Regions from separate parts of the Homo sapiens genome. Here region 1 is linked to region 2. Evidence: chromatin loops called from intact Hi-C (ENCODE). Cell type or tissue: MCF 10A. All regions are shown on one strand. Each heading gives the region's core, and the rest is flanking DNA. Links, peaks and the distances in the headings are about the cores only.

Evidence for each region. Peaks named below come from ENCODE experiments on the same cell type or tissue, not always from the same donor. Only the 100,000 strongest peaks of a DNase experiment are listed, where the experiment ranks them.
Region 1: it touches region 2 in a loop (2.6-fold over the local background); 2 of 110 quality-filtered maps call a loop at or near these places.

What each region holds. Positions count from the first base shown.
Region 1 is chr5:1,934,416-1,939,791 of GRCh38, reverse strand. It overlaps LOC124901165 (keratin-associated protein 5-5-like), which reads right to left. Exons shown (of 5, transcript XM_047418003.1): 3 at 1-22. The region is part of intron 2 of LOC105374618 (a long non-coding RNA gene); the gene reads right to left. Among named protein-coding and RNA genes, the nearest start is that of CTD-2194D22.4, 50 kb to the right of the region's middle. In MCF 10A, for the core only: no CTCF peak of the experiment used is centred there; a DNase peak (open chromatin) is centred at 3,181.
Region 2 is chr5:2,036,037-2,041,412 of GRCh38, reverse strand. The region is part of intron 2 of LOC105374618 (a long non-coding RNA gene); the gene reads right to left. Among named protein-coding and RNA genes, the nearest start is that of CTD-2194D22.4, 150 kb to the right of the region's middle. RefSeq lists a silencer at 2,479-2,948. In MCF 10A, for the core only: a CTCF peak has its summit at 2,648 (motif pointing right); a DNase peak (open chromatin) is centred at 2,612.

The DNA of each region.
Region 1 (5,376 bases), core at 201-5,200, 100 kb after region 2:
TGGTTGTGGTGATGATTTCACACTGTGGACAGACATCAAATCATCATGCTGTACACCCTGCATATACACCATTTTTATTCATCATACATGAAGCTGGGAAAAAAGTTTTGTAATAATAAAATACAGTTATTTATAACTTTATAATAAAAGTAATATTAAAATTAAGTTAAAATAAAAGCACAATGTGTTTTGTAAAAAATGGTGTCATCTTCTCCCTGCCTGCTTTAGGCCCTAGATGTGAGCGTCCATATCTGTGCGTGCAGTCTCTGCCCAGGGAGTGCCTCCTGCAGTGGGGAAGGCTCTCTCCAACACCAAGACACTAAGTACAAACCCTGAACCAAGGCCTCATGCAGCCTGACGAGGAGGGAGCTGCTGACTTCCCCAGAGAGTCCCTCACTCCCTCACCTGTCTCTCCATTCCAAGACCCCAGGGGGAGGTGAGAGTGATGTGGGGACCCCAGGGGGAGGTGAGAGTGATGCGGAGACCCGGGGGGAGGTGAGAGTGATGTGGGGACCCGGGGGGAAGTGAGTGATGTGGAGACCCAGGGGGAGGTGAGAGTGATGAGGGGACCTGGGGAGATAGTGCTCCTTCCCCCATGAAAGGATGGATTCGTCCCCTTACAGAAGAAGCCTGGGGGAGCCTGTCTGCCCTTCCACTGTGGGAAGACGCAGCAGGGGGGCCACATCTGCTTATAGGAAGGCTCACCAGATGCCCAGTGTACAGTGCCATGATATCGACCCCCCAAACCTCCGGAACTGTGAGGGATGGAGTCCTGGCATCGATAATTTGCCCAGTCTGCAGCATTCTTGTCATACAGGCTGAAGGGACCAAGACACCATGCTAGCTTCATCTTGCTGTGTAAGAAGCCATGGAAATTCAGTGGCTAAAGACCCCCGTGTGTCTGCTCACAGCACCGTGTTTGGGAGCCAGGTGGGGCTGCACTGAGTCCTCTGCTCAGGGTCTCACCAGGCTGAAGTCAGCACCTGCCAGGGTCGGGTCGCATCTGAGCTCTGGAGCCTCTTCCAAGTTCACCAAGTGCTGGCAGGAATCAGGCCCTTGCCCCTGGTCTACTTCTCTCAAAACCCTGCCAGGTATGTCTTCAACACCAGCGGGGGTGACCCCTCTGCTTTCTCCTAAAGGCACCTGGGTTAGCTCAGGTACACCTAGGATAATCTCCCTAACTTCACGTCAGAAGATTTGAGGTCTTCATGATGTCTTAAAAGTCCCCTTGTTGAATGACGGGATCCAATCGAGGGAGCGAAGCCCAAAAGACTCACAATGGGGGCGACAGTCACACGTTTAGCACAGAGTCCTCGCGTGGGAGACACTTCCTGCCGCCACATCAAGAGGAGAGACGCTTCCACCGTTTAAAGTCAAGGCTGAGCCTTCATGTAAGTGTCAATACCATAGGCACTGCCCTAGCAAGTTAAAAATCCACGTGATAATTTTAAATCCTTAGACACAAAAATATTAATAACATTCTTCCCAGAGCTCGCATGTGGCCGATGCTTGTGATCTCACAGCAGAGGTTGCTCTGCTAAATCCTAGGCTGAAGTTTTGGGAGGTCCCTGTGCTAGTTGGGGCTGGCTCTTTGCCTGGAATGGACACCGTGCCCACCACCCCTCCTGCCCCACGGTTCCTCTGCATCCGCCATTCCCGGGACCCTCCATGTTCACTCCCCAGACCTGCACTTGGGATCGTTTCCTTCTGTAGACTCAGCCCATCGCTAATTAACAGGTAGAGTCCTAGACTTTAATTTATTGCATTTTCTCCCTTTAGACAGGAAGCCACGTGAGGTCAGGAGCTTGTATCTCCTCATGGAGTGTGTGTCATGTGTCCTGAGTGTGGAGCAAGCGTGCGGTGCATGGTAGGCCACATAAAGGTCAACTCCCTGACGAGAAAAGCTCCAGTTACTATGCAGAGTAAGCTGAACTGGCAGGACGGCCAACAGGCACGCAGCTCGTGAAACGTAGTCCCCCCAACGCAAATACGTGTTCCAGCATGAGAGGAAGGGACATTCCTAGGAGCCAGAAGCAAAGACACGACTCAAAACAACAACCCGGGCAGCTGCAGCCCTGAGGCCTACAGAGGCAGGTGACAGGGACGCCAGATGGTACAAGCTTCCAGTCAGGAAAGGTCCTGAGGCCCCTGCATAGAGCCAGGTGCTGATGGGAAGTATCAGGGGACCCCACCCCCATGTGAGTCTCTCCAAGGGAAAAGCATCCCCCTGTAACCTGCAGGAGCCCAGATCTGGCCATGTATGGGTGTGGTGTCTGAATTAATACCACCCACCTTGTTTAGAATGTAAATGAAAAATGAAAACAAAAAGGGTCTGAATCCAGTGAAACTGCAAACGTCCTGGCCGACTTCAATGTGAAATTGTAGGGAGAAAGATTTCCCAGGCTACAGCAGGCAGAACTCCTGCAGAAAACCCCTCTTCAAAGGTAAGTCCCCAGGCAACAATGGACAGGAGAGAGAGATGGGGAGTTGAGAGCAGGGGAGAATGCATGCCCTCAGAAGTAGAGATGACTGAACTGTCTGACAAAGACTATAAAATCAGCACTATGCCGCTCCCTCCAGTAACCCCACTAAAGCCCAGAACCAACTCACACACGCTTCCCATCCAACCCCAAGGTGTGCTGATGGGCGTACAGAGCATCAGTGCCCACATATGCTGGCTGCACCTCTGGATGCCCGCACTGCTCCGCCCCACCCATTGTGTGTTCATGAATCAGCTCAGCTGGCTGTATTTCCAAACCTGTGTACTGCTATTATTTTTTTATTACATGATTTAATGAAGTGCCATGAAAAACAAGAAAATCTGATATAAAATGAAAAGCAGACCTCAAATGCCTTTGAAACAATGAATGGCTACAGGAGAAAAACCTCTTGTTGCTTTGTGCAAAAGTAACAGTGAGAAAAGGAACATCATCTACCAGCTAGCCTGATTGCAGACTCCTAGCCCATGCCATGGGTACCAGCAGACCTTGGGGTATCTCATAGCACCAAGGGAAGATTAACTGTCAATTTAGAATTCAGTTGTCAATCCAGACTGAGGGAAAACAGTGGCACATTCAAAGACCTGAGAGAAGGTATGACTCAGGAAACCTCACTGAAAAATCCTGAAAGAATTCGCCCTCATTGAAAGGATACACCTGAGTGAGAAAATATTGAACCCGTGAGTCAGAGGTCAGAGGCAAAAGAGTGAAGACATTGTAAACACCTGGGAGACCCTGGGAAGGGCGTCATAGCAAGGAGACACCAGGAGGCCGGGCAGTGTGGCTTATTGGATAGCTTGGTGGGGAGAGAGTTGGAATGGAAGATTCCCAGGGTCTCTGTACAATCAGAAGATTAATAGAGATACTGGCCACCTTTAGCCAACTTATGGTTAGACCTGGCATTAAAACCAGTAGTGAAAAAAAAAAGGAAGTAAAGTAAATTCTGTTAATTTAACAGAAGACGGGAAAAAGCTGGGGAGACCAAAACAAGGCGTGGCAAACAGACAACAAAGGAAAGTAACAGCGTGACTCAGGGTTGGGCAAAGGTTTCTGAGGGCACACAAAGTAATAACTATTAAAAATAGATAAATTGAACATAATTAAAATGTAAAACTTGTTTATTAAAACACATCATTCATAAATAGGTAAGCCATAGAGAAAGATAAAATATCTGAAAAGCATGTGTCTAACAAAGCACTAGTTTCCAGGATATATAGAGAAATCATCCAACTGCATATTAGAAAGATAACATAATTTTTAAAAAATTGAACATTTACTTAGGAGAGAAAGATATGGCCAGTCGTCAGCACAAGGAAACGTGTAACATGATCAGCTATCAGGGACACACCAATTAAATCCACAGTATGAAATCACCACACGCCTCTCAGAATATCTAAACCTTAAAAAGACCCACAACACCAGGTGTTGCTGAGGATGTGAGGCACACGTTACAGAGTACGGCATGATGATTCCGCATGTGTATAAATCATGTAATGACCACATCAAGGAAATCAGTATATCTATCATCCTAAACACTAATCACCTCTTGATGATGAGAAGATTCCAAAACGTCTTCCAGCAATTTTGAAGTGAGCAGTAATACACCATTGCTAACTCTAGTCACCCTGCTAGGGAATGGAACACCTGAACTTATTCCTGCCATCCAGCCACAGCTTCATACCCTTGACCAATCTCTCACCACCCCCTCACTCTCTCCTCCCCTGAAATTGTTACCTATTTGCTAGGCATGTGAAATGGTGCAACTATTGGGGAGAAAAAATTCCAGCAACTTTTGAAAATGTTAAGGATACACTCGCCTGAGTGCCCAGCACACGCCTTTCTAGCAATGTCATCCAAGAGGAGTGAATATGTGTCCATGGCATACCCGCATGTGAATGTCCACAGCAGCTCCCTCCAGCATAGCCAAAGCGGGAAGTAGCCTGGGTCTGGTGTAGGAGGATGGATGAACCACCTGTGCTGTGCTCCCCCCAGCATAGCCAAAGCAGGCAGCAGCGCCAGGTCTGGCATGGGAGGATGGATGAACCACAGCACAGGCTGTGCCCCTAGGCTGGAGCGGCGCTCGGCAATGGAGAGACCTGCACTCGGCAATGGAGAGACGGGAGCTCCTGCCACGCGCAGTGACACGGCTCAATCCCAGAAACATCCTGCTGAGCAGAAGACGTCTACACAATGCTTACACTCCACAACCCCATTTGACATGATGTTCTAGGTCAGGCAAGGCTAATTGTGATGGAAAAGTAAAACAGATGAAAACAAGAGTGGCTGCCTCTGGGGGCTGGGGGCCAGGATTGGCCGGGTAGGCCCATGAGGGAGCTTTGTGGGGTGACGGCCTCCGCGTGACGGCCTCTATGTCGTCTTTTTAAAGGTTTGGGCCTCACAGGTGTGCATTCGTCAAAACACGGAGAAGGTTTTATTAAGATTTTGACATTTTGTTACATGTAATATTTACCTTCAAAGGAAAAAAATGTAAACAAATACTGAACTCTAGATGACAATATGCATGCTGAGATTTTAGGGGGATGTTTACAATGTCTGCATTTGCTCTGATGTGCATGGAAAAAGATAGAGGCTAAGAAATGCCACAAAGCAAGTGCAGTAAAAGGTTCATGATAGACTAGAGGTATTTATTAAAAATTATAAAACACTTTCAATTTTGCTGAATATTTTTAAATTCTTATTAAAATGTTGAAAATAGTAACATAAAAAATAAGTCAATAAGATGGTAGAATTAAACCATTTATGCCTAAGGTAGCAATCAGACATTGGTGATCACCTTGAGCAGTAGGATATAAATCCGACATGCCTAGCGTTCCATTATTAGAACATTCCGTTATTGGAACCTTCCATTATTGGAATG
Region 2 (5,376 bases), core at 63-5,062:
ACTTTCTGGTTTCCTTGTGATACTTTTCTTTTTCTAGACGGGGAATTATTGGGTCAAAGCAACGGAAGAGAGTGTTCATGATAAGCGTGGCCAAATTGCTTTCCACGGACGCAGAGCTGACCGACACCTCCACCAGCCACCCACGGACGGGCTGTGCCGCTGCACCGTCACCAACACTAAGCGCCACCACAAAAGTGGACGTGCCGATTTGGTGCGTGAAAACTGGTGTTTTCATTTTTTTATTTTATTAATTTGTGCATCTTGACTCACCCTGAGGCTCCACACGTTCCTAAACCGTACCGGGTGTTCCAAATTTCCTTTCTTGCTTTGACTGTTTATATCCCTTCTATTTGGTTTTCACGTTTTTCTTAAAAATTTCTATGAAAATAATTGGCAATTAATGTTCCAGCCCTTGCATGAATTTTTAAGTGGTATCAATTAAAGAGAAAAAAATATTTGACTGTGTGCTTTCCCAAAGCATCAGACCTTGCATTTCACAGGGACTTATAAAAGGTCAATACTACCTCAAAGTCAGACTTCAATCTGGAGGGACTGCTACCAGAAGGAACAAGGCTTTAGCTATGCTCCACTGTTTGAAATGAGCTAAAATTTTGACTTCTTAAAATGTCAACCTCATAAATTCACTCTGCCAGACAAAATCAGGCGCATTCATTGTTCAACAGATATTCCCTTAGCTACTATGACGGTTTGGACCTTGTCCTTAAATAGCCTGAAATTTAGATGCAAAGATGAAATTTGAAATCCTTTATCTTTTGCCCTCTTTCAATCCCATTTAATCCATTCTTTCCAAATTCAGTCATTTTGGGTGAAAACATATAAAGCACTTACAATGTTAGTGCAGATGAGATCTAGAATCCTGTTTTAGTTTCTGGTGGTTTATTTAATCGATGCTCAGAATAGCTCTTTCACACTAAAATGACTATGTCTGCGTCCCCTGCCTTGAGACCCCTGCCCCGTCCTGAGTGCCTTCCCAGATGCTGAGCCTCCTTCAGACTTGGGCAAGAAGGAGATGGGTGTCGGAGATAAAACAGGAGCAGCTCTGGGAGTCCATTGGAGATAATGGGGGTTCATTTCTGGCAAAAGAACAGGATTGAAGAGACCTGAGCCCCATGTATCCTAACTTGAGGCCACAAGGGCTGACCCCTCCCCTCTGTTACGGCAGAGCCCATCGAGCCCCCCTTCTCCAAGGGGCAAGTAGAATCTGCCCACACGCCGAGGCTCTAGGGTAAGCATACCTAGCCTGATGGCTTCGCTCAGCTACAGGAAAGCTAGTCACCTTAAGCCTCAATTCCCTGATCTGTAAAATGTAAACAACAATAGAGCCATATTGTGATGTACGAAGGACTGTGTGTAGCTTAGCACGCAGTACAGAACAGGCCCCGGTAAAGGCCATCTGCTCTACTCGGCGCCTCTCCATGGGGCTACGGCAAGGCTTGCTGCCTACGAGCAGAATGGAGGGTGCCGAGTTCTCCTAGAGACAAATCTGTTCTGACTATAACAGCCAGAAAGTTAACCAGGTCCGAATTGAGGTCCTGTTTTGTCAGAACACCGTGGGGCCCCCCAATATCCCCTTTCTGGGTGTGGGCTTGGGGAAATGGGTACAAGACATACGGGGCTTTGGAAAGGGCTGCAGGGAAAGCCCGTCTCACAAACCCAGGCTTGTGGGGATGGGCCAGGGAGGGACCTCGGAAGCTATAAGGTGCCCCCTAAGGCAGGGCACCACTAACAGCGATCAAGGCAGGTGTAAACTTCACAAGAGAGGCTTCCTAAGTGACAAATTGTGGGCTGAGGCATGCCGGGTGGAAGCAGGCCCATCACTCTGCCAGGCAGAAAACAAAGGCCTGTGCCACAGCCTCCTGGAGGGCCCTCGGGAGGCTGTAACCCCTTCACACCTTATTGCTGGGAAGTGACTTTGCGATTTGACACATTAAAAACAAGTTGAGGCGAGGCTCCTCTCCAGTGAGTTGGAACCTCCGAGTGACAGGCCTCCCTTCCCAGCTCGGGCCCCTCCTGCTGGCGCTGGCTCAGACAGGAGCCTTCCAGAAGGAAGGGGGTGGGGAGGCAGGTGCCAGCTCCCGAGCTGCGTGTTCCTAAGCTCCCTGCACTGTGGGAAGGGACTGGGGAAGGTGTTTAAATGAAGCACTTGATACTCCTCAAATAATAATGGTAATAATAATGCAGCCTTTCTACTCTGGATTCTCATTCATCCTGGGGACCAGCAGGGGACCAGCCCCCCTCCATCCCCCCAGCCCAAACCTCTGTCCAGCCCCTCTTTGGCTCCTGCCCAGCCCTGCTCAGCTCTGCCCAGGCCCCGCCCTGCCCAACCCCTGCCAAACCCCTGTCCAGCTCAGCCTAGCCTTGCCAAGCCCCTGCCCAGCCCTGCCCTGCCCAGCCCAAACCCCTGTCCAGCCCCTGCCCAACCCTGCTCAAGCCCCTGCCCAGCCCAGCCCAGCCCTGCCCTGCCCAGCCCAGCCCAGCCCAGCCCAGCCCAGCCCAGCCCTGCCCGGCCCCTGCCCGGCCCCTGTCTGCCAGGAGTGCAGCACTGGCTGGAGCCAGCGTGTACACGAGTGGCCAGCAGAGGGCGCACTGCCTGGGCGCCGCCGTCCGCTGCCTGCCGCCCGCCATGGCTTGACCCAGACTCGGGTCAGATCCTGACCCTGACCCGGCCCGGCCCGCGGAGAGAAGAGCACTGCGCCTGCGCGGCATCGGGGCCGGGCTGGAGGGACGCTGGCGGCGGAGGTGCGGCCCCGGGCGGGCGCGGCGATCGATGCCCAAGTCAAATGCGTTTGTGCCACCTGTTGGCTCCGGGCCCGCACTGCACGCGCCGGGAGGTGGCTGTGCGGCGGCCGTCGCGGGCCGTGGTCCCCACCGGACCTCCCAGGGGCGGTACCTGGAGGGAGGGTGCAGAGGGGTTCGGGGCAGCCTCGCCAGGGAGAGGGAGACGCCAGCACCGCGGAACAGGCTGCGGGGCCGCCTCGATCAAGTGCCATCCCATAGTGAAGACAAGGTTCCAAACGGCAAAGACACTGACTCGTCTGTAAAGAGGAAACGCCTGGGCAAATGCCGCTTTTCAACAGTGCAGTGTTTTAACTTATTTTTAATCTAATATTGTGAAAAATCTAATAAATTGATTCGTTTTTGGGATTTTTTTCCAAATTCAAAATTTGACTAATGCGCATTATTTTCACTAGGAAAAAAGTTACTGTTATAAACGTGTCTCATTTTTCTACACATATTTTTACTTTCTTTTTAGTGAGTGCTTCTTTTAAACTACATGTACACTACCAGACATATGTGTAAGCCACATGAGTTGGAAATAAACATAAAGAAATACATGGGGTTTAGATTTACAAACAGTATCTTTGACCGGGCGCGGTGGCTCACGCCTGTAATCCCAGCACTTTGGGAGGCCGCGGCCGCGGCGGGCGGATCACTTGAGGTCAGGAGTTCGAGACCGGCCTGGCCAACACGGTGAAACCCCATCTCTACTAAAATACAAAAATTAGCCAGGCGTCGTGGTGAGCACCGGTAATCACAGCTACTCTGGAGGCTGAGGCAGGAGAATCGCTTGAACCCGGGAGGGGGAGGTTGCAGTGAGCAGAGATTGCACCATTACACTCAAGCCTGAGAGACAGAGCAAGACTCCATCTCAAAAAGAGACGAGAGATGGGAGAGGGGAGAGAGGAGGGGAGAGGAGGAAGATTTACAAACAATATTTTTATAACCAATTTGACCAGATGTCATATTTTCCACAGATATTTTGGCTTGTTTGGTACATGTTTGTGGGCACACAGAATTTGGTCTCATCTGGGCCTCGTGAATACCTGGAAAGGTGACTGGGAAAGATGAGGCTGTGTTCACACGTTAGTGCATGCATTCCAATCAAAACAGAAAGCCGGGCTCTTGAGAGAATGTACTGAAATAAGCTGGGTATTAACTGTTCCCATATCACAGCTATGTCATATGTGATCTGTGTAACTCGGGGGTTTTGGCATTCATTTCTTCAGGAAACAAATACTTTACCATGAATTGTAAGCACCACAAAAAAAAAAAAACATGAAAAAGGCTCTACGTATAGCTGTTGACACCCTAATAATAGAAATGAAAGGCATATGCTTTTAAATGTGTAAATACAAAAAAAGGAGGCAGAGCTTGACGCCAAAGCGCACCCTTCACTGCCAGGGAAAACCAGCTTTGTCCTGATTCGCCCCTCTCTTCTGCTTAGCCTCAGCGTGAACCATTTCCTTACCTTGCCGTTAGTAAATAAAGAGGATTTGCGTTGCAAAGGGTCAGCTATTTTACCATGGTCAGCAAATATTATCCAGTCCTTCTTGCTTATTGGTACACATTTTGTTTACACAACATTATATGCATAAGTTAAATATATTTAGCCCTTTCCTTTAATATGAAATGTTTCAATTATAACTTACAATAATCTAGCAAGGGAGACTGCATAAATGTGAGGAGTGGAGAAAAGCAAGAGGAATTCTGCTGTTTGTGTGTGTGTATATAAAATACACATAAAATGCACACATGTATACATATATATGGTGTATATGTACATATACATACGTATGTGTATATGTATATATATTATAACTAGGGCTGTTAGAAGAATATATATTCTATTAATATATCTTACACATTTATAAATAATATTATGTATATAAAATTAAGGTATAAGAAGAGTAGCCAGTGTTGGACTGAATGAGATAGAGAGTAAGGAAATGGAAACACTCGTTTTTTATTAACAGGACCTCCACATGGGATCCAAATTCAGCGACTTAAGTAGATCCTAAAGATTATATCAGGTTTTAAATATCAGGAATAATAAATAAATATGGCATTTTTAATAGCAACTCCCGCCCCGCTAACAGATGAAGGGGATAAGGCATTCCCTAGTCATCCTAACAGTGCAACTCCCATTAGTAGTAGCTAATATTATTATTGCACGAAAAGGCAGTTTCCTAGAACAGTGTGGGGAGAGCAGATGAAAACTTCATCCTATAGCCTGGGGTTTTTAATATTAGGAATAGAGATTTTTTTAAAAAACAGCATGTTTCTGGGCAGATGGAATGCAAGATGACCATGCCAAGTGAACCATCCAAGGCGCCCTGGCTTAGGGGGTTTGTTTTGTTTTGTTTTGTTGTTTCATAGCACTATGGATAGCAACACTGCAACGCAAGGGAAGGACAGATTAAGATTTTCGCTTACCCAAAGGCAAATAGAGAAGCTCCTTTCTCTACCACAGCCCAAAAATTGTGCAAAGAAAGAGCGTTATTCTTTAGGGAAGGCTCTACAGATTAAATGGTGTAAGAAGATATAGTATCTGCTGGGCGCAGTGGCTCACGCCTG